Linked DNA regions of Mus musculus: all the other regions are linked to region 1. The links are chromatin loops, found by intact Hi-C in ENCODE. Cell type or tissue: heart. All regions are shown on one strand. Links, peaks and the distances in the headings refer to the core of each region. The heading gives the core; the rest is flanking DNA.

Region 1 (7,305 bases), core at 1,507-6,506:
ACTGGGGAGTGCTGACACACACACTGCTAGACAGCAGCCATTATGAAAAAGAAAAAAAAAAAAGAAAAAGGTAGAAAGACAGAATTAGCATATGCTACGATCTAGCTATTATACCACTCTAGAATATAGACTAAAAGGAATCCAAGCCAGCATAAAACAGAAATAGCTGTACATTCATATTTATTGAGACTATAAAGTACCAGTGTCCAGTTTATAAAAACAGCTTAAGAATTTCATGAACACTGAAGGAAGATGTGTGAATACATACACTGGAGTATTATTAAGCCACAGAGGTGATGGATATTATGCCATTTGCAGGAAAATGGATGGAACTGGAAATCATTATGCTAAACAACCAGACTGCGACAAATAATGTGTACATTCTGTGGTGATTTGAATATGGTTGGACCAAGTAGATGGCACTATTAGGTGTGGCCTTGTTGGAGGAAGTGTGTCACTGTACTGGCAGGCTTTGAGGGCTTCTAGTGTTCAAGCTCCTCCCAACGTGGAAGAGACTCTCCTCCTGACTGCCTGGGGAAGAAAGACCGTCTCTTCCTGGCTGCCTTTGGATCAAGATGTACAACTCTCAGTTCCATGCACCATATCTGCCTGTAAGCTGCCATGCTTCCCACCATGATGATAATGTGCTGAGCCTCTCAAACTGTAAGCCAGCCCCAATTATATGTTTGCCTTTTTAAGAGTTGCCTTGATCGTGCTCTCTCTTCACAGCAATAAAATTCAAAGTAAGACACAGTCTCAAGAGGATTTTTGACTTCTGCCAAAATAAGGCAATGGGAAGGAGTAAAGAATAAAGTGTGCAACATATGCACATGAGAATATGATAATGAAATTCATTATATATAATTATATATAGTACAGCCACACTATATTCAACAAATAAATGTATTTTAACTTTTAAAGCTGCGCATAGAAAATGACAATGTTTCAAAAATGAAAGAGATGGTTAATACATGAACCAATATCAACTAATCTCAAAATTTAACTATGTAACATAGAAGTCAATGAACCAGGAAGAATAAGTAGCATAGAGGCCAACCAGCAGGTGCTTACTTAGAAAAAAGAACTGACTTCAAAGTTGTTCTCTGACCTCCAATACACACGCCAAGGCATGTCACTGTCCCTCCACTCCTGTCCTGGGAACTTGCGTCTGTGCACATATGTACATCCTTAAAAACTTTCACCAGGTGGTGGTGCACACCTTTAGTCCTAGAGCTCAGTAGGTAGGGGCAGGTAGAACTCTGAGATTGGAGACCAGGCCATCCTGGTCTACAGAGCAAGTTCCAGGAGAGAAACCATATAGAAGAGAAAAAAGGGGAAGGGGAGAGTGTGAGCAAGAAAGCTCGCTCTCACCCATATTCTTCTAAATAACACTAACTGCCAGCTCACACACAGAAAAAGTCAATGTAGAAAGGTAGTTAGTTGACCTAGAAAAGAAAGATGTAAAAGAAGAGTGGATGGGATCTAAATATATCATGTAAATGTGTGCAAATGGCACAATGAAAACACTGAAAATAACTAATACAAGCACTCAAAAAACTGATCAATTCTGAACAATAAAAGGGGAGGGTCATAAGTTAGGCACATGACCTTCCCAGTTTTCACACTGGTACTGACGTTAGCTGAATAGGTTATCAAAAATATTGAAAATTTTCAAAAGCTTGAAAAACAACTTTCTTTTCCGAAATAAGTACCTAACACCATAATATCAATACAGTGCCCAGAACAGGGTCTGATACATGGCAAATGCTACCAAAAACCTGGCTAAATAAATGTCACAAAACTGGCAGGCCTAGGGGCCAGCACCTTTAATCCCAGCACTTGGGAAATTAGAGACAGTCAAATTTGAGGCCAACCAGAGCAACACAGTGAGACCTTGTCTTAAAAGAAAATATGTGACTTTTCATCAACAATAACAGCTGGAAAGAGTGTTTCCAACATCTTCATGGGAAATGGTTTTCCAGCTTGGACTCATACTCATGGAGAAAATAAATTTTGGGACCTACAATGACAGAAAACTCAGATCACACAGTGGCATTTTCTAAAAAGTCAATTCAAACGTAAAAACCAAGGATAGATTTAAGCCAAGAAAGATGAGCTATTTAGCAAAGAGTAATTCTCAAGAAGCACCTTTCCAGGAAGCATACTGAAAAAAGTGCTGTGAAGAAAACAGACATAAAGACAACTCCAGGCTGGGAGTGGCAGTATACAGGCAATCCCAGCTTGCCTGTGTCTGAGGGTCTGGAGTTTGTGGCTAAGTAGGGAGATCCTACTTAAAAAATTAAAAAATTAATACTTAAAAGAGGCGCAATGGCCCCAGTACAGGGGAACGCCAGGGCCAAAAAGTGGGAGTGGGTGGGTAGGGGAGTGGGGAGGAGGGTATGGGGGACTTTTGGGATAGCATTGGAAATGTAAATGAGGAAAATACCTAATAAAAAAAAGAGGCGCAATGGACCAAAAAAAAAAAAAAAAAAAAAAAAAAAGGACTTGACGGAATGCCTGATAAAAGAATTTGGATGGGGAAAGGTATAAAGTGTACCCAACTAGGGGTGAAAGGGAGGGGGTAAGGGAGGAGCTAGCGCGAATAAAAGATAAACAGCCTAAACTACAATCACAATTAAAAACAGCCAACAACACTGCTTCTATCGAAGCTTGTATGGTCAAAGGTTTGACAATCTTGAATGAGAACTAAAATGTACAGGGGAACCAAAAAGTTAAACAGCTGGGGGGGGGGGTGCGGGGAAATAACATCAATCTTAGAAATAGAAATGATACTTTGTATAGGCGATAGAATTTTTGTTTGTTTTGCAAGAGGGTCTCATTACGTAAGCCTTGGTTTGCTTTGAACTCTGTGTATATCTGGCTGACCTCCAAAACTCAAGCCTACCTCTCTCCCAAGTGCTGGGAGTAAAAGTATGTGCCACGCCTTGGCCCGATATACGTTTAAACGAGTTCTCCGTTAAATTACAAATTTTACCGTCAGATTTATGGATTAGCATTAGAAAAACTGGGGTGGTGGTGAATAAATAGCTAATTCCTCTTCTACCCAAAATTAGATAGACCTAAAACCGATAAATCAAACTTAACCATATTAAGAGACACAACCAAAACAGTTCAAAGTGTCTGTTACGAAAAAGTGGCTCTCCCTTTGGAAGACCCCCCCCCCCCAGGAGAACACAATGTTTATAAAGAAATAATGGTTCAGCTTAGCAATTTGTCTTTGGAGAACACAAAAATATACTAGGATTGTCACCAAAACAAAGCTTTTGGTTTCTTCTAAGACAGGAAGTGAGAAAGTAAATAACTTCAGCGGGAGAAATAGGTTCTTGGAGAGAGGCGGTTCTAAAGCCGAAAGTGGGAGGGGACACATGTGCCCGGAACTTTTCCAATCCAGAAATTCTAACTTAGAGTACAAAGTCGAACTCGACAGAATTACGCGAACGACAAAAGCAACACTCACGAATCGGAACGACTTAAAAGTCTGCCTGTAAACTAGCAAACTAACGGAGGCAGGAAGTGAAACACAGCGAGCTGCCCGGCATTCGTACAGCAAAGCCCGCCAGGGAGAAAGAGCGCTCCCCTAGCCTAGTCCTTCGTAACTAGCTGCTGCCCGCGCACGCTTAACTGCAACAAATGGCCAGGCTCGGGTGGAAAACAAGCGATCCAGCCAACGGGAACTCCGGGCTCAAGACAGTGGACCAACCAGCGGTCCCTACCCTGCCAACCTTGCTGCCCGCGCTAGGGGGGCTGACTAGCCTGGGCGCCCTTTGGAGCTCAGTGAGCGGCGCGGAGGGAACAAAGCCGTGGGCGGAGCCTGGGGTGCCCCGCTTCGCAGGCGGGGGAGGAGCCGCCCAAGCCCCCAAAGCCCCCTACTCGCCCTCGCTCCGCCCAGACCGCCTCCGGAACCGCGAACCCGCGAAGCGGCCCGTGAGGCAGCTTGGGGCGGGCGCCCATCCCCGAGGGCCTCGGCCTAGACCTGCCACGCCGGGTCCCCACTCCGGCGTACTGGCCGCCTCCTCACCTTCTCCTCCACGCAGTTGACAATGATGGACGGGTACTTGCGGCTGAGCCAGCGGAAGAACGCCGGGACTCCCATGACCAGCGGGCAGCTCGAAACAGCAGCCGGGCCAGCGGGAGAGTGTAACCAACGAGACTAGCAGGAGCGGCAGCCGCGGGCACCAGCACTTCCTCCCACGTGCGTTCAGCGGCCGGAAGTTACGTCATACCACCACCGCGGGGGATGCAGGGAAAGGAGCTCGGTTAAGTGGAAGTTCATTTAGACTGCCGGAGTGGAGGCCCGGCTGGGCGAGCTGTAGACCTGGCTCGCCGCGTTCTCTGGTAAAGCCTTTGAGAGCCGACTCCTGGCGGATGCCTTCTCCGGCAATCCAGCCAAGAGCGCCGGCCACATTAGGCCCGCAGCCGCAAAGTCCTTGTGTGGCCGAGACTTTGGAAAGGCGTGGCCTATCTTACTTCCTTTCTCACAATCAGTCTTGAGCTGAATAGAAGCATCTACACTCTAGTTTCCATTTCCTGGTTTCTCTCATTTCTATGCTGCTGTGCCTGGCCGAACTATGAAAAAGCATCCTCAAGTGTTTTGCAATTTTTTTTTAAAATCTGCTTTGCATAAGCAACTTTTTAAAAATATGTTTAAGATTTATTTTTAGTTACGCAATGTGTGTATATGTACATGTGGCTTTGTGAACGAGTGCTGGTACCTGTGGAGGCCAGAGGTTTCAAATCCCCTGGAGCTGGAGTTACAAACAGCAGTATTCAGCCTGCTGTGGCTGCCAGCAATCAAACTCTACTTTGGAAAAACAGCATGAACGCTTTACTGCTGAGCCATCTCTCAGCCCAACGAGGTCACTTTAAACAGTTGCAGAGTCTAGCCAAAATTTGCTAATATCACGTTCTAGCATTTATTGAGTACCTGTGATGTGCTTAGGCAAGGAACTAAAGAATTTTCTTATTTAATCACCAGTTGAGCCTTCTGTGCTGGCTGGCCGTGTCATTTGGGTGACTCCAGTGTAAAAAATATTCTCCAAACAGAAAAAGCAGTTTATTAGATTACGTGCATGCAGCAGGCAGGAAAGTAAAAAGCTAAAAGGGGCTTGTTTTGAGGAAGCCTGTTTCTATGTGGGCAGTAACAGCCTGGCCTTGAGGCAGTGATTGTTTGCCTGAGTCAGGCACAGTGTAACAACTCCACCCATCCTGTGGTCTTGCTCTACCGTTTTTGGGGGGGGTTTGGTTTTTTGTTTTTGTAACACAGATAACGGGTTATCAAAGAGCTAAATTGCTTGCTTATTCATACTGCTTGTATTTCACTTTAACCAAGGGTCATTTAATCCTCTGTTCTCAACCAACATGATATTTGTATCCCTTCTTTTCTGGTGGCTTCAAATGTACCCTGTCATATCCCCCATCCCACCTGCAGCATATGAAAGAAGTCTAGAAAGAGGAGGGAGGTATCTGCCCATTTGCTCAAGCTTGAAAGTCTCTTCCCTGAATCCCCCCTAGGCCTGACAAATCACAATCACAAAGGCTCACCTTAAGAGACCTCTAAAGTGTTTCTCTGCTGCTTGTCAGGCAGTAAAGGTTGCCCCTTCCTCAATGGTTTAATGACTTCATTTAAATGCTAATGTAGAGGTAACTTAAATGCTTAGAGAGGTAGCTAGCCTATGTTTAGTTTTAGAATAGTGTATATATACACATATGTGTGTGTACACGTATATGTGTTTGTGTGTGTGTGTTTAAGAATATTATTTGGAAATAGCCCCTTCTTAAGAGTTTGTGTCCTCTGGGATGTGCTATGTTCTTTTTTTTTTTTTTTTTTTTTTTGGTTTTTCGAGACAGGGTTTCTCTGTATAGCCCTGGCTGTCCTGGAGCTCACTTTGTAGACCAGGCTGGCCTCGAACTCCAGAAATCCGCCTGCCTCTGCCTCCCGAGTGCTGGGATTAAAGGCGTGCGCCACCACGCCCGGCTGTGCTATGTTCTTATATGAACACAAATTCATAGGCAGTTGGATAGGAGCAGGCAGCTTGCTACATTGAGCCCCTCCCCCAGAGTCCATCACAAGTGGTTTTGAACTTTGAAATGTAAAAAGAAGGCAAAGCTGCATAAAATGATAAGCACCGAAACTTCCTAGTCTGGCAAAGAGGCCACACACCAGTAATCCTAGCACTAAAACGGCTGAAGAGGCAGGAGAGTAGCCTGGGTCAAAAAACAAAGGAAATATACAGGAACATGCTAGTCTACAGTGTTAGGCTGGAACCCCTGGTCATCCCTCTGCACAAGCTGGGAAACCCTATTTGCCCTCCTTCCCCACCTCTAGCCCCTGCCACTCAGAAAAAATTCCCCCACCTACTTGGAAAGAACTCCCAGCTAACAGGTCACCATGCCTTGTCTCCATGTTTCCCACAACGCACCCAAGAGTGCCTGCCCAGAGACTCAGTTTTTGACCATATGTAGACACAATCCCAGCTCCTAGTTCACACCCTGAGCCCAAGACTCAGAAATGCCCCTGCTTCTAGCCTAGCTGTTTGACTTCACTGACCTCCACCTATGAGACCAGTGAACCCACCTGAGAGCTGCCTCCTAATAAGCCTGCCTTTAACTACTTTGCATGTGGTCTAATCTGGCCCATAACTGCATCACTGAGGGAAAGAAAAAAGCCTATCATCCAACAACAGGTCTAAGTCTGGTTCCAGGGGATTTGGGGCTAAAAAATCTCTCTTCTTGTAATGTGATTGATAGGTGTGGTTTGTATGAGATGCCCCCCATAGTCTCAGGCATTTGAATGCTTGGTCCCCAGTTGGTGGCCATTTTTGGAGAAGTAGGAGGTGTGACCTTGTTGGAGTGAGTGTGTTACAGGAAGTGGGCTTTGAGAGTTTCAAAAGCCACACAACATTCCGCGTCTGCTCTCTCTGCTTCTTGCTTGCAGTTTAAGGCAGGAGCTCTCAGCTTTCTGTGCCAGCTGCCATGCCTGCCTGCTGCCATGCTTCCCAACCTCCATGGTGATGGATTCTTCTTCCTCTGAAACTGTAAGCTCAAATAAACCCGTTTATAAACCGCTTTGGTCATAGTATTTTATCACAGCATTAGAGAAGTAACAATAAGTTTGTACATTACATGAGCCTCTCCCACCACCCCCAACACACACACGCACAGCGCTAAGCTATTCTGTGCTAAGTTCCTGTCTATTGTAAAGACTTGTCCTAATAAGCCAGTTACAAAATTTAGGGAAGTACTCAGCCCAATTACTTGCATAGTGAAATGATTTACATAGAAGAG
Region 2 (7,305 bases), core at 880-5,879, 54 kb after region 1:
TTTCTCCACGTCTACTAAATGTACTGAAGGTCTAAGCTAGAGCAGAAACACCAGAGAACCAAATAGGAAAAGAAAAAGTCAAATTATCTGTGCTTGCAGATTCTATAAAAAAGAGACCCTACTAACTCCACCAGAAAACTCTTAGAACTGATAAGCACTTTCAGCAAAGTGGCAGGATACAAAGTTAATTTATAAAAATCAGCAGCTCCTCCTATATATCACTAACAAGCATATTGAGAAATGGGGGAAGCAATCCCATTCACAATTGCCCTCCAACCATATATAACCTTGGGATAAACCTAGGCAAGGAAGTTAAAGACCTTTCTAAGGAAAACTTTAAAATACTTTAGAGAAATTGAAGAAGATATCAGAAGATGGAAAAAGTTTCAATGCTCATGGATCAGTGGGGTCAATATTATGAAACTTGCTATTTTGCCAAAATCCACAGATTCAGTGCAATCCTTATCAAAATTCTCGTGCTGTTTTCTATGGAAATAGAAAAACCAATCTTAAAACTTATTTGAAAGCACAAGAGACTTCTGATAGCCAAAACAATCCTGGGGGTGGGGGGAGGTTTAGAGGCATTGGTTTAGAGGCATTATCATACCTAATTTCAAGGTATCTTACAGATCAACAAGAACAACATGGTAATGAACAGACACATAGATTAACAGCTACAGCTATAAGATTTCGGGGCCTAAAAATAAACTCAAGACAGAAACCTGGAGGCAGGAACTGCAGCAGAGGCCATGGAGAGAAACACTTCTTACTACTTACATTTCTTACAGGCCTTGCTCTCCGAGGCTTACTCAGCCTGCTTTCTTTTACATCCTGGGACCAGGCTCAGGATTGCCTACAATGTGTTGGGTTGGGCCCTCCCATATTAATCATCAATCAAGAAAATGCCTCACAGGCCAATCTGATGTGGGTGTTTTCCAATTGAGATTCCTTCTTCCAAGTGACTCTAGTTTGTATCAAGTTGACAAAAACTAACCAGCAAACTAAGTGTAAATGAAAATACCACAGGAAACTTGGCACTTTGTAAGAAAAAAAAAAAGTAGAACACACTCCAGTTCTGCCTTCAAAAGTACTCACTGAAGACAAGGGCACCCGAAGGAGGGCACAGCTGGGAATGCTGTTTCAGGTCCCTGACATATGCCAAGAGCCTCCACATCCTCATGAAGGTCAAGACCAAGACAAGTCTCCTCAGCATACAGGACAGAGCCAGGAAAGACCCCATGAAGGCTTCCTGTAAGCACGCCCACCTCCTTCCTGTTCCTTGAAACTGTGACTGCAGATGGCTTTGGAACAGTTTGGGAAGGCAATCTAATTTGAAGTGAGCTAAGATTTCCATTTGAAAATGCATACGCCTCTCCTACACATACCACTTGTAGATAACTGGATAGAATACACATTGTCCCACAGGCCAGGAAGGTGAACCAGACAGAGGTGAGGCACTTTGCAAGTGGCTTTGCATCACGAAGAAGGCTTGAGTGAACTGCTGAGCACTCTCAGAAAGTCCAGCAGTTACCCAGCTCTGCTGATAAACCTGCCAGACCAATGAGAAGCTCACATGGGGAGGGGAAACAAGCTCCTATACCTAGCTAGGTGGTGACAGAAATGGGACCATGGGGCCACTAGAATGGTATATGGCACAGCCACCCTCTGCCCAGGAAGCATTTGAGTAGGTGTATCCCAGCCAAACAACAGAAAGGCCAAAGGCATGGAATAGCATGTTGCATTAGGGCATGGCATCTGACCTGGTACCATGAAGGACACCCTTTAAGTCTACATAGCAGGCCAGCAAGAGCACTAGAATGTGGCTGTTCTATCTGGAGGGGGTGCATGCAATAAGCCTTCTCAAGACAGCAACAGCAGAAGAGTTGGGATGGGGCTTGGTACTCACTTCTGGTCCTGAAAGGTGGACAAATTTAGAGACTAGAAGACTTGGGGACTATGGTAATGTTAGCAACATACTGACTGCCATTCCCTCCCTTATACCGGGGGGGGGGGGAATCCACATCCCACTAACAAACACACCTGAATTACTGGATTTGGGGTCCACTCGAATTTGGCAATTAACTCTGAGGATCCTGCCAAGAATACAACTTGTGACGTTGAGGACAATTAAGAAATGGCCCTCAGTGGGACGCATCATCCTGTTCTAGGGCCTAATTGTAAGACTGGAGGGCCACTGATATGGCTCTGTCAGTACATGCCTACTGTGAAACATGAAGACCCGAGTTTGGATCCCCAGTGCCCATGTCAAAACTGGATGTGTGTCTGTAACTCTAGTGCTGGGGTCAGGGTGGGATGGAATCAGGCAGCTTCTTGGAACTCAGTGGCTGCATCTAGGCAAATGGATGAGCTTCAAGTACACTGAGAGAACTTGTATTGAAAAATACGGTATAGAGCTATCAAGAAGAACATCCAGCATTAACCTCTGGCCTACACACACACACACAGACACACTCACACACACACAGACACACACACACACACACACACAGACACACACACACACAGACACACACACACACACACAGACACACACACACAGAGACACACACACACACACAGACACACACACACACACACAGACACACACACACACAGACACACACACACAGACACACACACACACAGACACACACACACACACACACTCACACACAGACACACACACACACACACACAGACGCACACACACACAGACACACACACAGACACACACACAGACACACACACACACACACAGACACACACACACACAGACACACACACACACAGACACACACACACACACAGACACACACACACACCGACACACACACACACCGACACACACACACACACACACATGAAAAGAGAGGCAAGTCCACCTATGAGAAGATGTATTATCTTGGCTGTGAACCACAAAAATTTCTGTGGATTTGTAATCAGTATTAAAATTTTTCAAATAGCATCTTTGGCTGGATTTTCTTTCCTTCAAAAATAGACATTTTTTTCTGGGAAAAATGTAGGAGAAAAAGTAATCCAGAAAGAAACGAAAGTATAAATAATAACCATACCAACAAATCTCCACAAATACCAATCTTAAATTTTAAAGGTCGCCAAAGTCCGAGGCTGTTTAAATTGACAAAGTCTGAGCGCCCCCTGATGGCCAGTTGGAGCTCCTACAGCACGTGCTGTAATTTTTGCTGTCCTTGGGCCAGCTAGTTTACTTCTTCCCGTCAAATAAAGTGACTTTTCTTAACTGTAAGGTCAATGCAGATTTCCTAAGCTGGAGATGGAGATGTGCACTTTATAAAGGTACATGAAGGACTGCCAGAAAATTTTCGTTTTTACTTCAATGGACAATTAGTATCTAAGTATCTTTATACCGCTCCAGGGAAAATAAATGACCAGACAAGAAAGAAAAGCTGCGGCCACCAACTGATTATCAGCTGCACGCTGGCGCCCTCCGCTGGCCGATCCCATGGCTGCAGGGCTGGCAAGAAATGCCACCCACGGTGGCCCTGTTAAGGGGTGCGGGTGGTCCGGTGACTTTTAGTACCTTTCCCCTAGGCAATTATGCTGCAAGCACACACTCTTTTCTTTCAGCAAAAATCTTATCTTGATTCAACCAGAAGGCCGGAGTTACAAGGGAACCCGTAAGCTGAACTTACAAGGGAGCTGTGAGGATACACTCTCCATTGAATAAATGGATCCTGGAGAGTGAAGCCGCTTCCTGGGGAAGGTAAAGAGAGACAATGTTTGCAGAGGAGAGGAAGCTCTGGCATGCACCCCGGAACAAAAGGGAACAAGTGGTCTTTACTCGGAGAACAGCTTCCTATTAGGACTCACTCCTTCGTACATCATGCCTTTCATCCCCACTCAACCACAAAATGATTTTACTGAAGCAAATACAATGGTAGAAAAAGATTTACACTGAAAGAATCTTTAATAATAAACTGTTGCCGATCGGCCTACTTGCCCGTGATTTATAATACAATAAACATCGGATTCTATTACGGCTCACACACTGAAGCCTCTGCTCTGCAAAACGGAATCTAAAAGCGCGGGGACGCCGCCACCGTCACAATGAAATGAGCATGTATAAATGTGCTAAGAGTATCTCTTTGCATCTTTTATAGCTTGTGTGTATTAATCTGTAACGCTTATTAAGAAAGTCATTGCTATGCAAAGCAGCACCCAATCCCTTTCTCTGGCTTTTCAACAGAGTGCACTGTTTAGCCAATAGGAGGGACCCTCTGGCCCTCATTCTGCATTCATCACAGGCAACATTTACACAATGTATCTCTCAAAGGCGGCTGAAAAGAAGGCCTTAATACTCATGTAAACAACTGCAAACCAATTACTTAATGAATCAGGCCCACACATAATGAGGTGCAGACAAAGAGCTATAAATGCATTTTTGCGCCCAAGCCCCTGCTTTAAAGTAAAATCCCTCAGCTGTAGTTTGGGCTTAACTAGCACATCATAATTATTGTCTCTAGGACATCAGAGGAAGCCATTTTTTTTAAAGGTCCAACAGGGTCTTTTTTTTTTTTTTTTTTTTTTTTGAGATTGCTCATCAGCTCACTGACAAAACAGAGCAAAGAAGAATTTTTAAAAGTGCTACAGCAGCGTAGCACTGTTATGTTTATTCTCAAGTACTGGGTTTCGAGACCACTTGTAAAAGCAATAAAGCACAAGGAGTGACTGCAGTAAGTGGGATCCTTAAATGTAAGCCTCTAAGAAATTTCAGCAAAGCCAGGCACAAACAGCAAAACCTGAGCTCTCCAAAGCCCAGGGTGGGGTATTAACAATAAGAGACCCAGCACAAGAACCAAACTGTGCAGAACAGCACACCAAGCCACACTCACCGTTCAAAGCCTTTCATGCTAGATTACTATCAAGTGTCCAGAACTGAGGGTTCCTGGAAGACCTTTTAGTGGGTTTCTTTTTCTTAAAGGGGCCTGATGAGATTACTTATGATTTATTTGAAAATTAATTTCATACAGAAATATAATAACAAGAGGCTCCATACTTTAATTTGTAGAAAAACAATTTCTATTTTTCCTCTGTCGAACTGGGGCCAGGTATAAATGACCAGGCTGAGAAAGTGTCCTATCTGATCCTATTATTTTCTAAGTGTGTTTAAGAACTTCTCAAAGGACCTACATAAAGAACTTGTCTTAATGCTAGGCACTAGTGGTGCTTGCCTTTAATACGGATCTCTGTGAATTTGAGGCCAGCCTGGTCTACAGACTGAGTTCCAGGACAGTCAGGGCTATACAGAGAAACCCTGTCTCAGTGTGTGGGATGGGGACTTGTTTTAATGTTTTTAAAACATAATGGGGACAAATACTTCTGACAGTCTTAAAAACTAAAGGGATACATTTTTTAAGCCAAATGGTAACATTAAAACTGGAAACTATCTGTAGAATTTACTGACCTTTAAAAATCCTCTTAAAAGACACACAACTTGAATTTATTGTATAACCCACCGATATAGTATTCAACACTCTCCCAAACCCAGTAAGTTCCTACTTTCTCAAAAATACAAACAAAAACCTGGTATTAAAGGTAATTTCTTATAAACAAGAACGCATTTTGGATACTCATCAAGTTTTGAGAAACTTAACCCATCCAAGTAGCCCAGGTCCTAAAATACTGCCATGCTTCTGTAAAATACAAATGAACAGATTTTTTTCCCCCATTTTCATTTCCTTTTAATATGACATTTCTGGATTAGATCATTTTGTTATTTGGACATTACACAAGGCAGAAGCGATGTAAAGGTCATGTTTTAACATTTTAGCAGGGTCAAGTAGTAAATTCAAAGGTATGCAGTCATCTAAAGGACACTTTTTTTAACGAGCAATGCTACTGCAAAGGAGACCTGCCAGGCTGTTTGAAATAGTATTTAGTCCAAAGTAAAAGAGTAGGCGCTGCATCAGGCAATTGTTTAGCTTCACATTATGAATGTTTCCTAAGTGACTTGAAGTCACCGCATGATCACTATCGATGCTGATGGCAAATTCAGCACAGAACTTATTATAGCTCACAAAACTTGCAAAAAGTGTTACATTTTAGCAAGTGTGAAAAGATACATTCTGTCCTTTAAGGGGAGTAAGCAAGGACACATAAGAAAGGAGTGAGTAATGTGGCTGGAAGACTTGCTTAAAAAAAAAATCCATACATAAAAAATAATACAGAGCAATTGCCAGTCGGTCGTCTATCAATTGTCTCAGAAAGAAGAAACATGCCACTTTATTTCTCTTAAGGCCTGATGTCTTCTCCCTGCCCTTTTCCTGACAGCCTCCTTTGTGTGGTCTCTAAGCAGTCCTACTGCGAGCAGCTGTAGACGCTAATTTGTGGTTCACTGAGGTGTCAATTGAGTCTTAAACCGAGGAAACAACAGCTGCAAAACAATACTTGGCTCTGGGGCAAATATTTTCAAAGGTAGACTAAAGTTTCGGCTGTTATTTTATATAAACAAAAAACCCAAACCATAACCCTCCATCAAGTCACACACAAAATAACACACAGCCAGGGCTGAACTCATTGCGTAGTGACATTTCTCATCTTGTTACTGCTATTCAGAAAGGGTTTCACGACTTTACCTTGACAAAGGACTTCCTTCACTAGATGAAAAACTAGCTTCCGAGGCGATTTTGTGGGCTGTCTTTGTTGTGAACATGCTGCCACCAATATCCAGACCTGTGACAACCACAGCCAAGGGGAGTGAGAGTTAGCCACCACAGTCTGAGACACATGCACACACAGTCTCCCAGAAATTCTGGAAACTCAAGAGGAAGATCCTGTTCATGCCACAGAAGGTGTTGGGGCTTCTAGGCCCAGAGACAAACTACTCATAGAACACTGAAAAGAAACGGGGAATTTTCTTTTTCTTTTTTTCTTTTTTTTGCTGCAAACTGCAAGAGGATTTTTATTCAAGAGTGCTCTCGGGCCCACGGTCATACACCACGCAGGGGTAGAGGACTGTGGCGCGGGAATTTTCTTTATAACACTAAAAATAAATGAAATGAAATGGAAAACAAAGCTATAACCACCCACAGCGCTCAGCTTTATTTCTCACTTTAACCACTCTGTCCCTTGCTGTAGTCTGGGACTGAACCTGAGACCTCCTCAAATGTGCTAGGCAAGCACATGACCCACAGCTAAGTCCTCAGCAAGCTTTGCTTTAAACGGCCAGGATGTGCAAATAAGAGCAAGGTTGATCAATTCACTTTGTTAGGACACAGGCAGGGATGGATGGCTCACCAAGACAACAGGTACAGGGAACCAGGTCTCAGA
Region 3 (7,305 bases), core at 1,234-6,233, 160 kb after region 1:
TCTATTTCAGAATCTCTGAAATGCCCAAACCTGAGATACTTACAGAGTCTTTGTTTCAGTCACTTGTACCCTCATCTGGGTTTTCACAGCTGGCCTGTTCTTACAAAGCTGAATTTTCTACATTTTAAGGAACTTAGTCAATTTGTGTCTCAATACCACGGTTTTCCATCACCCTCAACTGTACTCAGCTAATATCTCAGCGTCAATTCTGAACCATTATGATATGTTGCCCTGAATCGGTATCACCATTGAAAATAACTGGGGCTGGTTAATGGACCTTTCAAAGGATGTTTTTATATACAGTAGTTGTTAAGTATCAGCTGCACTTATATGTTTCTACCACACTTGTGGGCACTATACACACTGCAACATGTCACTCCATTAGACTCTTTCAGATTCAATTACGGACTTTCACAACAATGGAGAGAAAGCACTACACACACATAGAAAAACATTCAAGCTATAAAATTACACCTATGTGGGAATACACAGGAAAATGACTGGAGTTTAAAATACAACAGTTTCGATGAACAAGCTCAGTTATCAGATCAGCTAACATTTCAATGACTGCCTCTAAAAGGGCCAAGAAGGCTGAACTGTACTTGTTGTTGCTGTTAATCTCCTGATTCCCCAAAGTTTCCAAAGTGATAAAAGCATTTCCAACTGCTGTGAAATTCACAATATTGAAGATGAACATGGACTTTCAGGAAATAGTGGTCCCTATGATGAGACTGGCTTTAATTTTTAAAATGTTATTACATTTAGTGTGTGTGTGTGTGTGTGTGTGTGTGTGTGTGTGTGTGTGACCCTTGGTGAAGTCTCATGACTTGTCATGGGCAGAACTCATGTTCCTACTCATTTACTATAGCTCCCTCTCTAGAGTTATTTGCTTCTATCTTGTGTGTAGCATGCATTAATTAGAGTCACTTACAGATTCTTAAAATGAAAAATGATCACACAGAGCAATAGATTTACACTGACTTAAAAATAAAACAAATCTTCAAATGCAGGACCATGAACAGGCCATAAAATCTGACTCCAGTTTCTTATGTAACTTCAACAACCTTACCTTGCTTCCTAATTAAAGCAAAAAGTGCTAAACATAAAGTGGATAATCATTACAGTTATTGTGCCATAAGGACCATAAAGAACCAGGTGCTTCCAGCATAGGAGGCAAAAATAACTTACCACTAACCTAGTTCAAAAAGAATGTCATTTAAATCAGTCACATTTTAAGAGCAGATCTTTGCCTACAAAACACAAATAAGTAAAGGCCAAAGGTAACTATACCACTCTTGAACTACAACAGACAATGAGATAAAGGCACTAAAACTAAAGTTCTTGCTTTTAAATTAGCTGATGCATATATATATGTGTACACATATATATATGCAGAGATCTAATACCACCACCTTGGGTAACTGGAAAAAAGATCATTATTCAGTGACAATGAGGTGATGGCATTCCACATAAGGCATTTGTAACACCTAGACGCTGGCTAATTGACTTTTGGATTTAACCCATAAATTCAAACATTTTACAAAAACACCTCCTCCACCATTGTACTACACAGTGAGCAAAAGGTGTTGCTTCTCACCTAAAATTCTCAATGTAGGCACACTTGAGCTCGCATGTGCACACGTGCTTGTGCATGCACACACACACATTCTCTCTCTCTCTATTGTATTCTCTCTGAGATCTCACTAAGCACACTGAAGGTGCAAACATTAGAAAGTATTGAGAAAAGAAAAGCTCTGTAGGAAAAATAAAGGTGTGTGTGTGTGTGTGTGTGTGTGTGTGTGTGTGTGTGTGTGTGTTGGAGATAGGTTCTCACTATGCTGCCCTGGCTGGCTTGTATCCCAGGCTGGCCTTGAACCTGTGGTCCTCCTATTTCTGTCTCTTCAGCATAGACCACCACCAACATACGCCTAAATGGTTAATTTTTTTTTTCTTAAGTGGGAGATTAAGAGATCCCTAGAGTAGGTGAGCAGGACTGTGTCAGAAGGAAAAAAAAAAAAAAAAAACGGATGTAGAAAGAAGATAAAACACGGAAAGAAGAGTTAGGGCCCGTGGGAGTTACTTAACAAGTAATTGGCAAAAATTAAGTCTAGTGTAAGATGCAATTCCTTTGAAAAATCACTTACTTTACCTCACCTGCAATTACTGTTATGATCTTAGAATTGTTACAGCCCTCCTGTTCCTTCTGAATGATTCTGTAACTTTAACACCCACTAAATGTTTTGTTTATCAAAAGATCCAAAAATCTATTTCCTTTCTTGTCAACTAATGAGATTTCTAAGTCCAATTAATTTGGCAGCTAAATAAGTGTTCCAACAACTTATCTTTCCATGTGGTTATTTATAGTCAATTGCTTTGTACTTTTTTCTATTTATGCATTCTTAGATCTAGCTTTTTCCAATGGTTCTCATCTTTCATGTCTTAATCAAAGGCAATCCCAACCCTCGAAGCTGAACCCGTTGAAAATTTCATCCTTTTACTAGAAATTTAGTCAGCCCCAGACACTTCTAAAAGACTACAGCGCGCGCGCAAACACACACACACACACACACACACACACACACACACACACACACACACACACACACACACCATTCCAGCCTGCGTTCCTGGACCTGTCATCTTTGATGCAGTGCGGCTGTCAAAGTAGGATGACAACTTGAAGAGAGAGTGAGGAGGGGGCATGTAGGACTAGAGAGGACTAAAGAAATTCACAAGGTTTGATCAAGACTGGCAGGCAAAAAAACTCCCACTCTCACTTCCGGCCGCATCCGCAGGCTGAGGGACCTGGCTTTGGTTGTCATGAGAGATTACAGTCTCTCTGCGCTTTCAAACAAGGGGCATCCGTGGTAAAGTTGTGCTCCTAACCCCTTCTGGGGCTAGTTGGGGGTCGCAGGCGAGTTCCAACACTAGTGAACCACTGGCGGGAAGTGGGCCGGACACCGTACCCCGATGCTCTCAGTGGCGCCGCTGACTCCCTGCCCCGTCCCGCGGCCGTACCTGTCCCGCAGAGCCTGCTGGAGCTGGCCCACCCTTTCGTAGTAGCTGGGGCTCGCCAAGGGCGCAGAGGTGGCGGAGGCCTGGCGCAGGCCACCACCACCGCCACCGCGCCCTCGCGGCATTGCCACAGGGCAGCTGGCGGGCCAGCGTTGCCCAAGGAGACCGCCCCAACATGCACCGCGGGTAAACAAGGCGCCTAGCGGCCTGAAGAGGGCGGGGCGAAGGGCGGGGCGCCGAGGAGGCGGGGTTAGCCGCGGTGTGGGTCCGGGAGGGGCGAAGACAGAGAGACTGGCAAGGGTGGAGCAGCCCTGGTGGTACAGGGAGAAGACAAGGGAGCTGTGTCACGTTCTCTCTGCTACCGCTGTGTTTCTCTTCCCCTACAGAATCCGTCCTACACGCATTCATTTTATCAGATGCAGTTTCTTATTTACCTTCCTAGAATTTGCAGTGAGAGACCCTGTGACAAGATTGTTTTGATACCAGCACTTAGAAAGCAAAACAAAAAGCTAGAAGAAAACAAAATTTAAGAACCGCAAATATGCCCTTGATCTCAGCACTACGGGCAGAGGCAGTAGGAATTCTGAGTTCGAGGCCAGTCTAATTTACAGAGTGAGTTCCAGGACAACAAAGACAACACAGAGAAACCTAGTCTCAAAACACCAAACCCCACCCCCAAACAAAATAAAACAAACAAACAAAGAAACCAAATATGCCATCCCACGCTGGAATGTTTTTCAATGCTCAGGTTGCCATCAGCCCTTTCAGGGGAGAAAGATTTGGTTTCTAACTAGGTCCTTGTGAATCAAACCGTTTACTTCTGCAGTCAATTCTCCAACAAGGCCCCCAGCCAGACTACATTGGCATAAACCCTATGTCCCACAACTCAGCTGTGACCATACAAAAAGCCTAGGTGCCCCAGAGTGAATTGGGCAGACTATTACAGCAAGACTAACTTAACCTTAGATCAGTTCAGAGGAACTACTGGTTATAAAGGCCCAGAACAGAATCAGTCTTTATTCTTGCCTCCATCAACATGGCAAAAGGCTTCCTGAAGAAAGACAACTGGATTCTAAAACCCACTTGGAATAGGAAATTAAAAAAAAAAAAATGTACACACGTACTTGTAGTCAATGTGGTTCCTTATCCTAGACTTTTAATTTTATGTCTCTTTTCTCAAGTCGGTAGTTTTATTTTCATGCAAAGCATCCCTGACACCAACATTTCTTTAATAGTGTGTCAGGACTCCATGGGGATTGCACCATATCTGAATGGGTTAGGGATAGGGAGCTGTGTGTCAAAAAGTTCAGCAACAGTAAACCGTTCCTGAATGTGTAATGACCAAAACTCAATTGAAAAATCAAGGCATAATAAATCTAAGCTGCTTCTGACGGCATGTGTCCGTGTCTTGTCCCACTATAACATGCTCACTATACACTGCACATGTCCATTGCGCTCTGACTTATAGTACCATACTGGCATTAGGGGAAGCAACGAAATGGTCAAGTCAGCAACCCTAAATTATGATTTTGCCTATCCTTCCTTCCTCATACTGTCTGCCTAAATGCTGAAAGGTAGAATATATCCATGTAATCTCAGGACTCAAGGGGACAGGCAGGAGGATCTCTAATTCCAGGCGGGCCTGACCGACCTTGGCTTAAAAACAAAAACATGTGGACCAGACGATGGCCCAGCAAATGAAACATGCTTTCTTTGCAGGTATGGCAATCTGAGTTTGATTTGATTCCCAAGAGTTGTTCTCTAACCTCTACTTGTACACTCTAACACACATGCATACACACACACACACACACACAAACATGCACACGTGTGCGCTTCATTGAATTAAAATGTCATAAATCAGCATAATGGGCTATAAGCAAAATAGGGTCTCTGCTCCTGCCTTGACCAATATACCTTTTTAAGAACATGGAAATACAGTCCATGTTCCTAAATATGTGGAATTTAGTTCTCTGATTCTTTCCTAATCCACCCCCTAATTTTCCACCCTAATTAAATTAATAATTCCCTAATTTCAGGGTTGCATGATGAGACACACCTCACTCACAGTAGGGATCCATGTGCCCGGCCTTCTCCCCATTCGACCAATCCCATCTGTATCCATATGTTTGTCTCAGCCTCCTTTTGGCCTAAAGCTAAATACTAGTGATGGTTCCTTATAAGAACGGCCCAGGAAAGAGATCTTTGAAGACTCTGGAGAGCAGTCTGGGACCCTCTGAGTTGGAAATGCCTGGATTCTGGGTACCTGGGACTGTGTTCTAGGAGTTGTGTGTGAACTGCCATGGGCATCCACTCGACCTCACATTAAGTGGTCAGGAAGGGACAAGAGCAGGCCTGTAATATGCAGATCTAGTGCAGGACCCTCTTGCCCAGTTGTAAGGTTAGCACTGATATGGCTTTTAGTTACTCTGTCAACTCATTCTATCACACTGATGTAGTGCTAGTGTACTGAGGTTAATTTACAGCCTGTAGTGTGATGCCTAATCATCATCTGCTTCATTGGATTTGGAATCACCTAGGAGACTCATGCCTTGGTTGAGGGTATTTCCAGAGAGATTTAAAGGAAGACAAAGATCCATCCTGAATGTAGCCTGCAGCATCCCAGGGGCTGTAAGGTCCAGGTGGAATAGAGACCGAGTCAACAAGAGAGCGTCAGAATTCCCTGTTCCTTGTTTCCTGTGTCTACCCAGATGTGAGGAGTTTCAGCTACACACGTTTGCTATAGTGAACTCTGACATCCCTTTCCTACCATGGCAGACTGTTCCCTCTTAACCCACAAACCAGAACGAATCCACCTTAAGGTGCTTCTGTTAGCATTTGATCACAGCAGTGAGAAAAGCAACCTATACATATCTAACTAAAGTTTTACTACAGTACTTTGGTAAGTCCTTCAAGGCCTGTAGATGACCAGGCCCCAACCCCAACCCCCAGACTATTCTAATCTAAGTAAGGGCATGGCTTTTGAGAATATGTTGAGATTAAAATTTTACCTTTTAAAAAAATCATGTTCTTTAAAAAAAATTAAATTGAGCCTTGTGCATGTTAGGTATTCCACAAAGCTTTCTGTAGGATCCATCAAATCAAAGGACAATATGAAATGTTATGTTTAAAATGGCTCGAGTCAAAGCTGACCACCGCACAACACTTTTGCACCTGCATATGAGATCATTATGGTTTTTGTGTTTTTGTTTTTCCTTTATAAGCTGACATAAAAAGGCACTCAATGCCATGACTCCACCCCTGAATTCTGATGTATGATCCTGATCAATCAGTATTACCACATGCATTCAATAAACCATACCCATCTGACTCAGGTCAGCATTTGTGTGGTTTGGGGGATGACGCCTGGATCCCAACAGTTTTCTTAGATGTGTTTAATGTTTAAATAAGAAGAGTTTGAGTAAAGCAGATGGCCTCTGTTGGTTTATTTTCTATGCTATAACAAAGTGTATGAGGCTTGGAACTTTATAAATGAAAAGGGTTTATTAGCTTATATTTTGGAAGGCCATAAGACCAAGGTCAAATGACCCCTTGCTTGGGTCTCAGCGAGGGCCTAATAGCAGATGACATTAGAATGGTGAAGCAGCTATGACAGAGATCACATGGTGACACAGGAAGCCAGAAAGTTTTAGTAGTTTCAGGGTTCAGGCAATTTTAACAGCATCATACTCCAAGGAGAACAGCCTGAGGTCCCACAAGAGCTGTCAATCTGAAAGAAGCACCTACAGAGGCAATGTAATTACTCTGCATTGAGTGTCAACTGGGAAACATGTTACCATTTCAAGACCAAGACCATGATGAAGACTTAGCTCCCAGAACATGAACACTTGGGGGAGTACATTGAAATCATATCTAAGTCACAGCATCTCTGTATCTAGATGTGTCAGATCTACTCAAAGGACTTAGGAAATAAGACTGCTATCTCCTGTAGTCTGGCAAGCCAGTTTCCACCCTATTCCCCAAGTATTGCCTGGTTGTTCTGTTTCTCTGTAAACCTGGACTAATATGGAAAGGTATGGAATTGCTCAGAGACACTGAGACAGTAAGATATCGGTGGGCCAATAAAAGGACAGAGAATTCATGTTTGAAGTCCTGGTTTCAATTCTGGCAACATTAGTAAGTAAATAAATGAAAATGTCAATAAATAAATGTTCTTGTTTTGTTTCAAATCAGAAAAACCTACAACTACTAAAAGAGTGTCTAGGATACTTGAGCTACCAGAAAGCCAAATAAGAGCCAAAATACACTACAAGGGTAGTAGCAGAAGAA
Region 4 (7,305 bases), core at 1,226-6,225, 500 kb after region 1:
TGTCTGTCTTTCTTCCTTTCTTTTTATTTTGGAGTCTCTAGCTCAGACTGACGACAAATTTTCTTTGTAGCTGAAGATGACTGTACTGGCTGGTTTTGTGTGTCAAGTTGACACAAGCTGGAGTTATCACGGAGAAAGGAGCTTCAGTTGAGGAAATGCCTCCATGAGATCCAGCTGTAGGGCATTTTCTCAATTAGTGATCAAGGGGGAAGGGCCCCTTGTGGGTGGTGCCATCCCTGGGCTGGTAGTCCTCAGTTCTATAAGAAAGCAAGATGAGCAAGCCAGGGGAAGCATTCAAGTAAGCAACATCCTTCCATGGCCTCTGCATCAGCTCCTGCTTCCTGACCTGCTTGAGTTCCAGTCCTGACTTCCTTTGGTGATGAACTGCAATGTGGAAGTGTAAGCTGAATACACCCTTTCCTCAACTTGTTCTTGGTCATGTTGTGTGTGCAGGAATAGAAACCCTGACTAAGACAATGACCTTGAACTTCCAGTTGTTTATCTTCCTCCTCCTCCTCCCTCTCCTCCTCCTCCTCCTCCTCCTCCTCCTCCTCCTCCTCCTCCTCCTCCTCCTCCTCCTCCTCCTCCTCCTCCTCCTCCTCCTCTTCTTCTTCTTCTTCTTCTTCTTCTTCTTCTTCTTCTTCTTCTTCTTCTTCTTCCTTCTTCTTTTGCCTTTACTTCCCTATAGGATGGTGGATTATAGGCATGTGATTCCATGTCCACTTTGACATATTAGAAAAGAGCGCAGAACTTTATACATGCTAGGCAAGCACTGTCCCTGAATCAGGCAAGCATAGGAAGTAGTTTAGTAGTACTGGATTTTAATTGTTTTTTTTTTTCCACAGCCCTAGTCTAATAATAGTGTACTTGGCAGTCTGAGACTGTTACCTCGATGAACAATGCACACACACTTCACTCCTAACAATGTACCTGGCAACTTGCTAGCAACCAAGGACCTTTCCATTTGCTGCTGCATACACACCCCTCTCTGAACAGTGGGATACTGTTTCTCCTCTCTTTAATGACCATCAAACATAGACAGATTCATCTCTATCAGAATAGAAAGAATGATCTAGCCCAAGCAAGTTTGGGTTCATGCTCAGTAAGACAACACTGTGTGCACCTATGGATTTTCTATTTACCATTTTATGCTTATGCATAACTGGGCATGGATATGATTAAAATAAGACACTTTATGGAGCAAAGCTAGCATAATTCATATCTATTAACCATGATGGAGAAGTACCCCTTAATTACTAAATAACTCATTCTCTTCTTCTTTTTTTGCCCCCGCCCCAAATTACTGCTCCAAGCACTAATTAGGACCTTTGAGTATTTTCACACATGCTGCCTGCTGCTCCCTACTGTGCATTCTCATCTTTTTTCTATTGCTTTGCTTTAAATAAAGTTTCCTCTCTACTTTGCAATTTGTGTAGGCTTTTATTTCATTGTTGAATAAGAGGCCAAGAACCTGGAAACACCCAAGGCAGACAGCACCTCCTCTAACTACTGGTAACATCCTGTCTTTTTTTTTTTTTCTTTCTTTCTTTCTAAGTGTTATTTCAGAGTAGCATTACTTTGTCTGTTACAAGCTAAATTTTTCTTTTTTAGATTTTAATTTTTTTTTTTACATTTTGTGATTGTGTAAGTCTGTGCTAGGTATGTGCTGATGGCTGCAGAGGTCAGAAGAGAATGTCACACACCCTAGAGCTGGAGTTACAGGTGATTTTGAGCCACCTACATAGGTGCTGGGAACAGAATTTGGATCCTCTGGAGGAGCAGCAAGTGCTCTTAACTACCGAGCCAATTCTCTGGCCCCACATACTGATCTTTATTTTATGTGTATGGGTGTATGTCTGTGCCCTGTGTGCACATCTGTCCTCAGAGGCTGGAAAGGGCATCTGACCTCTGAGACTAGAGTTATAGATGGTTGTGAGCCACCATGGAAGTGCTGGAAATTGAACCTGGCTCCTGTAGTCGAACAGCCAGAACTCCTAAGCACTGAGGCATCTCTCCAGCCCCAAGTTTTAAACTTTGAATTTCATGTTTGTTATTTATTGATTAAGGCGGCAATGGAGTGTCTGAAAAGTACTTGACACTCTAAAGCCCAAGGAAGAAGTAAGTAACTTCAGGGTGAATAATTTCCTCAAGGGGTTAGAAGACCAACAAGAGGATTTTTTGAGAGAACAGCAACAATCAAAAAACCCCAACAAAACAAAACTGGGAGGTGTCCTGGGTAAATAAGCATCAAAACACTAATACGTGATTCTTTTAAAAAGGGAGGTGGGTGTTGCAGTCTTATGTCTTCACTCTGTAAGTATGATAGATGAGATGAACTTACATGCATAGATGCCTGGTTTTTGTCTATCCAGTTTCTAACACTGCCATATATTTAGCATACAGAAATGCATATATTTGTCTAGTTTTTCCTCCTCAGTTGGATTGGAAGCTCTGGCAGTGAGAGAACTGCTTCTTGTAATATCTGTTATTTCCTGGGCTTAGGATCTTGTTTTTACACCATAGGTCTTTACTAGATGTTTGCTAATAATGAGAGCTCACATTGCAAGAGAAAAATTGATTTCAGTGGGATAAATTCATTTTACTTTTTCAATCAGTGTAAGAAAAGATGTCCTTGTTCAAAGGAATGGAACAGTGAACATGTGTTTTAAAATCTGAAACAGGGCACAGGATAAACTGATGGTGACAAATACTCTTGCCGTAATGTTAGAGACAGCATCACTTCTCTCCCTTACAACAGAATTGGGGAGATTATGGCCTTCATCTATGATGTCATCTGGGGATGCAGGAGGCGCAACAGCTCTCCCATCATCCTAGGCATGGAGATTACATCTCTAGGTCTGTGAGATTTCTGCTGTTAGGTGATCTGTCTGTAGTCTGTTTTGTTTTGTTTTGTTTTGTTTTTTTGGCTAAATACTGTTCCTTTGGGTATATCTTAGTCGTAGCCATGCTATTTTGATAACTCTAAAAATAGAATTTACCAGAACGGAGAAGTTTTTGCATGCTGAGTTGAAATGTGTAGGGCTGCTTTATCATCTTTTTTTTTTTTTAACTTAATGAGTTTATTGAGTGCCTGTAGAGATCAAATACCAAGCTTAATACAAGGGTGTGTACATTTCTAGCACTTTCCTCCACTAGAGAAAAAGACTCTTGGATTATGCCTATTTGGATGAAAAACATGTGATTCTAAGGTGCCTCTTTAGGTACTTGCTAATAAAGCCAAAATATCAAACCTTGGGGATCCAGATGATAATAAACAATTATATAGTCAGTTTTCTGGTAAGAAATCATTTGAGCATCTTCTGTCTTAAAGTCTTGCTTCAGTGAATAGGCATCTGGCCTTAAAAAGCATGTTGGCCCGAGAGTCAGGTCCTTCAGGTTCTATTTCTGGTTCTGTTATTGGATTGCTATGAGGCCTTGCATAACCCAGGAGCTCTATCCGCAAAGCAAGAGGCAAGACTGACCTCTGCACTTGAGATTGGGTTCCAGATGCCTTGGGGACTGAGTGGACCTCACTGGACAACAGGCCCACTCTTCTCTGCTACCAAAGCCATTTATTTACTTTAGTGTGAAATTAGAGATCAGATTTTGACATGGCCACACGTGCTTTGTCTTGCTCCTTAGTGTGAATCCAGAAGTAAAAAAAAAAAAAAAAAATCTAGAAATAGTTTTCAAAATTTAAAAGTCCTACAGCTTTTCTTACTTTGTGTGTGTCTGTGAGAGAGTGGGGGGTTGGGAGGGGTAGGTACGCAGGCCAGGCAGTAGAGGGGAGGGAGTGTGAGTTTCAAGGGTGGCATCTAGCACTCTGGAAAGCAGGTCGCTGCGCTTCGTCTTGTGGGGACTACAGTTCCCGGGAGCACTTGCGGCCCATATAGGGGCGGGAGCTCGCGGTCCTGGTCATATGGAAAACACCGCAATCTGATTGGAGGTCACTGCGCAGACTCGAAGCTGGGCGCGCGTCCCCGCGAGGTTCCTAGCCTCAGGCTCCTAGTGCGTGAACAGTCCGGGATGTGCGCGTGCGTCGCGCCGGAGGGCGGACCAGAGGCACCCGTGGGGCGGGGCCGAGGGTTTCGCATCGACACCGCCTTCCTGCCCCGCCCCTGACCGTTCGGCCCGCCCCTCCTTCCTGGAGCCTCCGCTGAGGCTGAGGCGGCGAGGCGGCCGGGAGGGGGGCGGCTTGTGGCCGGAGCGACACGCGCCCGTCGCGACCCTATGCAGTGACTCGTGCGGCGCAGGCGCCTCCTGCCCCGCCGGCGGGGCCCAGGCTTACCGCGGCGGGATGTTCTCCCGAAGGAGCCACGGAGATGTGAAAAAGTCCACGCAGAAGGTGCTGGACCCCAAGAAGGACGTGCTGACCCGCCTGAAGCACCTGCGGGCGCTGCTGGGTGAGGCGTGGGGCGTGGGCTGTGGGTCAGAGCCACCTGCCGGGAGGGCCGGGTCCCACCCGCGGCGTGGGCCTGATGGGGTCTCAGGTCCGAGTGATGTAGAGAGCTGGGAATGGTGCGCAGCCGACCTTTGCTAGCCTAGATCGGGACCCTTGAGGCATTGTTCCTGAAGGCTGTACGTTGGCCCTGGGCGCTGCTCTGTCGTCCCAAGTGTAAACTTAGCCAGGATTCTCTTTTGGGTGCCTAGCCTCGGGTAACCTCTGTGCCTGAGAGCAGGCACAGAGGTGACTATAAGCTGTCCTCTCCAGGAAATAAACCAAGCACAAGTGGGGCGGGCTTGAACACACACACACACACACACACACACACACACACACACACACACACACGCACACGCAGCCCTACCTCTCTGCCACCTCCTCTCTGCCACCTCCCTCTCCCTCTCCCATTCTAAAAATTTAAATTCTTGACAACTTGGGTTAGACCAATAGCTCATGTGGTCCCATCACAGACTTCGTTGAACTACCATCTCTCACTCACTCTCCTTTTAAAATGTTACTATGTTTGAGTGTAAGACTTTAGGTAGGATTGATTTCAGCTGACCCCAGGACAGATTAGATGTCATTTCTTCTCTCCTGCCCTTCTCTCTTTTAAATTTACATTTTTTGGGGGTTGGGGGAGGGAGGATGGAAGGGTCCGGCTGATAGCTGTTTCCTTGGGTCTTTGGTGTGAAGGGGGCTCTGATCAGAGGAAGCTAGGCTTTCTTTGGGTCCAGGGAGGCAGCTTCTCCCTTATCATCAGAGTGACAACCATTACTCCCTTTTGCCTTCCCTATTCATGGCCTGCAGGGTGGAGGTTCTGCAGAGCCCAAGTGGGCCTGGAATTGACTTGTGATGGCTTGAAAGCTCTCCCCTGTGGGTGTGAAGTGTCCACAGGTTATCTGATGCTGGTGATGTGTAGCTTGGCTAGGCTATGCATTAGTTCTATCTTCTGTCTGTCTGGACAGACTTATCTGTATTTGGGGGCCAAGGAAAAGACAGGTTTCTTCTACATATGTATACTGTTGAAACAATAATAAAAAATTAAAAACCCAGTGTTTTTAAAATTTTAGACCATCTGCCACTTGAGAAAATAGGGCACAAAAGAATTCATTTTATAGGTGAGAATTTTAAGCATTCTTGTTAATGAGATTAAGAGTTGCTAATTATTTCTATTTATATTGTGTAAACTATTTCTGAGTGGGGGATTGGCCAGCCAATCAGCCAACCAATGAACCAACCAAATGCAAAACTCAAAACCATGACTGTTGCCTCAAAACCTACTCCCTTCCCCCTCAAAACCCACCAGATTTTGACAACTGAAGTTACTATCTCAGATCCCCAGATATTACACTTAATGTGTTCAGTTTATAATGAATGTAAATCAGTTACTGTTAGAAGGATTAGTTTCTGGACTTCTGAAAGCAAAATGTGATGTTCTTGGTAAGTTGAACTTTCTCCTTCCTGTAGTGAAATGTCTAGGCACACAAGTGCTTTGTGTTGGGTCCTTAGTATCTGATTAGTTCCTGCTGCAGGGGCATTCTTGATAAAGGAGAACTGAACAGTATTTTAAGGCATTTGATACTTTGGAACTTTTTCTGTGCTGAAGAATTTAAACCTTTGTTCTGACCAAGAAGGCCAAGATTAAGTTGGCTACATTTTATAAAGACAGAAAACCTAGACCAGAGTGGTTTCTTAGAGATACACTGTCTTTGTTACCGTCCAGAGAAAATGGATACTTTCAGGTCTGAGTATCCTTAATTTCTCCCCTAAGGTGTGTGGCTCCTTCCAGGTGCAAGTGGCAGGGATAGGCTGTGAACCTGGCCAATGGCATCTCTTTATGATTTTATCTTTTTAATGTGTGTGTGTGTGTGTGTGTGTGTGTGTGTGTGTGGTGGGCTTTGTGCTAGTGAGTATAGTTACCATAGAGGCCAGTAGACAGATCCCCTGGGGCTGGAATTAAAGGTGATTGTGAATTGCTCTGAGGGACTACTGGGAACCAAATTCTGTATAAGAGCAGCAGGTGCTCTTAACCTCTGAGCCATGTCTGCAGCCTGAATCATCTTTGTATGTGAAAAAAAAATCTGTTTAAAATACTGTTTGCGGTGTAGAGTTCTTCCATATTTCATTAGGAATACTTTTGTTGTTGATGGTGGCCAAGTTTCCTTTATGTCCTACTGTGATCTTTAACTTTAGGGGCTCTTTTTTTTTTCAAAAAAATAAAAATAAAATTGAGGAATTCTATATACATGGTCTAGACCTAGGCCTCCCTGCTCATATGTAGCAGATGTGCAGCTTGACCTTCATGTGAGTCCTGAACAACTGGAACAGTATTCCAAAAGCTGTTGCCTGTATGTGGGATATGTTCTTCTAGCTGGGGTGCCTTGTCTGACCTCAGTGGGAGAAGTGCCTAGCCTTGTAGAGACTTGATGTGCCAGGGTTGGGAGGATACCCACAGGGGTTCCCACCTGCTCAGAAGAGAAGGGGAGGGGAGAGGGGTGAGGGAGTCGGGGGAGGGGGAGGGAGAAGGATTGTGGTAGGGATGATTGAGAGGGGGGCAGTGAACAGGAAGTAAAGTGGATAAGTTAAAAAAATTAAATTTAATTTTTTAAAAATTGAGGAGTTCTAGCCGTAATATTTGGTGTAAACTTTTGCTTTACAATAGTAGTTTGACGACTTTAAAGAAAACTAGTGCATTAAAGTATTAATTCCCACAGCATCAAATATTTTATCTGGTTATTACCTTTAAAAAAGACAAAGTATTATTAAACTGAAAGATAGGAGTTAAGTCAATGTGAAGGCAACTGAAGGGAATGAATTTAATTAGTATTGCACATTATGTATGTGTTTCAACTCTTGCTTGT

What was found. Peaks named below come from ENCODE experiments on the same cell type or tissue, not always from the same donor. Only the 100,000 strongest peaks of a DNase experiment are listed, where the experiment ranks them.
Region 2: it touches region 1 in a loop (2.5-fold over the local background); 2 of 42 quality-filtered maps call a loop at or near these places.
Region 3: a loop joins it to region 1, with 2.9 times the contacts of the local background. A loop is called at or near these places in 6 of 42 quality-filtered maps.
Region 4: it touches region 1 in a loop (2.2-fold over the local background); 5 of 42 quality-filtered maps call a loop at or near these places.

The regions. Positions count from the first base shown.
Region 1 is chr2:147,009,931-147,017,235 of GRCm38, reverse strand. Xrn2 (5'-3' exoribonuclease 2) reads right to left here and starts at 4,237. Exons shown (of 30, transcript NM_011917.3): 1 at 4,040-4,237. The coding sequence starts at 4,114. In heart, for the core only: no CTCF peak of the experiment used is centred there; DNase peaks (open chromatin) are centred at 3,725 and 4,225; H3K4me3 peaks cover 2,958 bases; H3K27ac peaks cover 2,512 bases.
Region 2 is chr2:146,955,603-146,962,907 of GRCm38, reverse strand. Kiz (kizuna centrosomal protein) reads right to left here. Exons shown (of 14, transcript NM_001033298.4): 12 at 6,612-6,708. Among named protein-coding and RNA genes, the nearest start is that of Xrn2, 54 kb to the left of the region's middle. In heart, for the core only: CTCF peaks have their summits at 3,201 (motif pointing left) and 3,433 (motif pointing left); a DNase peak (open chromatin) is centred at 3,467; H3K4me3 peaks cover 1,302 bases; H3K27me3 peaks cover 215 bases.
Region 3 is chr2:146,851,757-146,859,061 of GRCm38, reverse strand. It overlaps Kiz (kizuna centrosomal protein), which reads right to left and starts at 3,182. Exons shown (of 14, transcript NM_001033298.4): 1 at 3,019-3,182. The coding sequence starts at 3,140. In heart, for the core only: CTCF peaks have their summits at 3,101 and 3,305; a DNase peak (open chromatin) is centred at 3,221; H3K4me3 peaks cover 1,576 bases; H3K27ac peaks cover 1,530 bases.
Region 4 is chr2:146,508,892-146,516,196 of GRCm38, reverse strand. It overlaps Ralgapa2 (Ral GTPase activating protein, alpha subunit 2 (catalytic)), which reads left to right and starts at 4,193. Exons shown (of 41, transcript NM_001033348.3): 1 at 4,193-4,403. The coding sequence starts at 4,298. In heart, for the core only: a CTCF peak has its summit at 4,182; DNase peaks (open chromatin) are centred at 3,476 and 3,956; H3K4me3 peaks cover 1,877 bases; H3K27ac peaks cover 1,686 bases.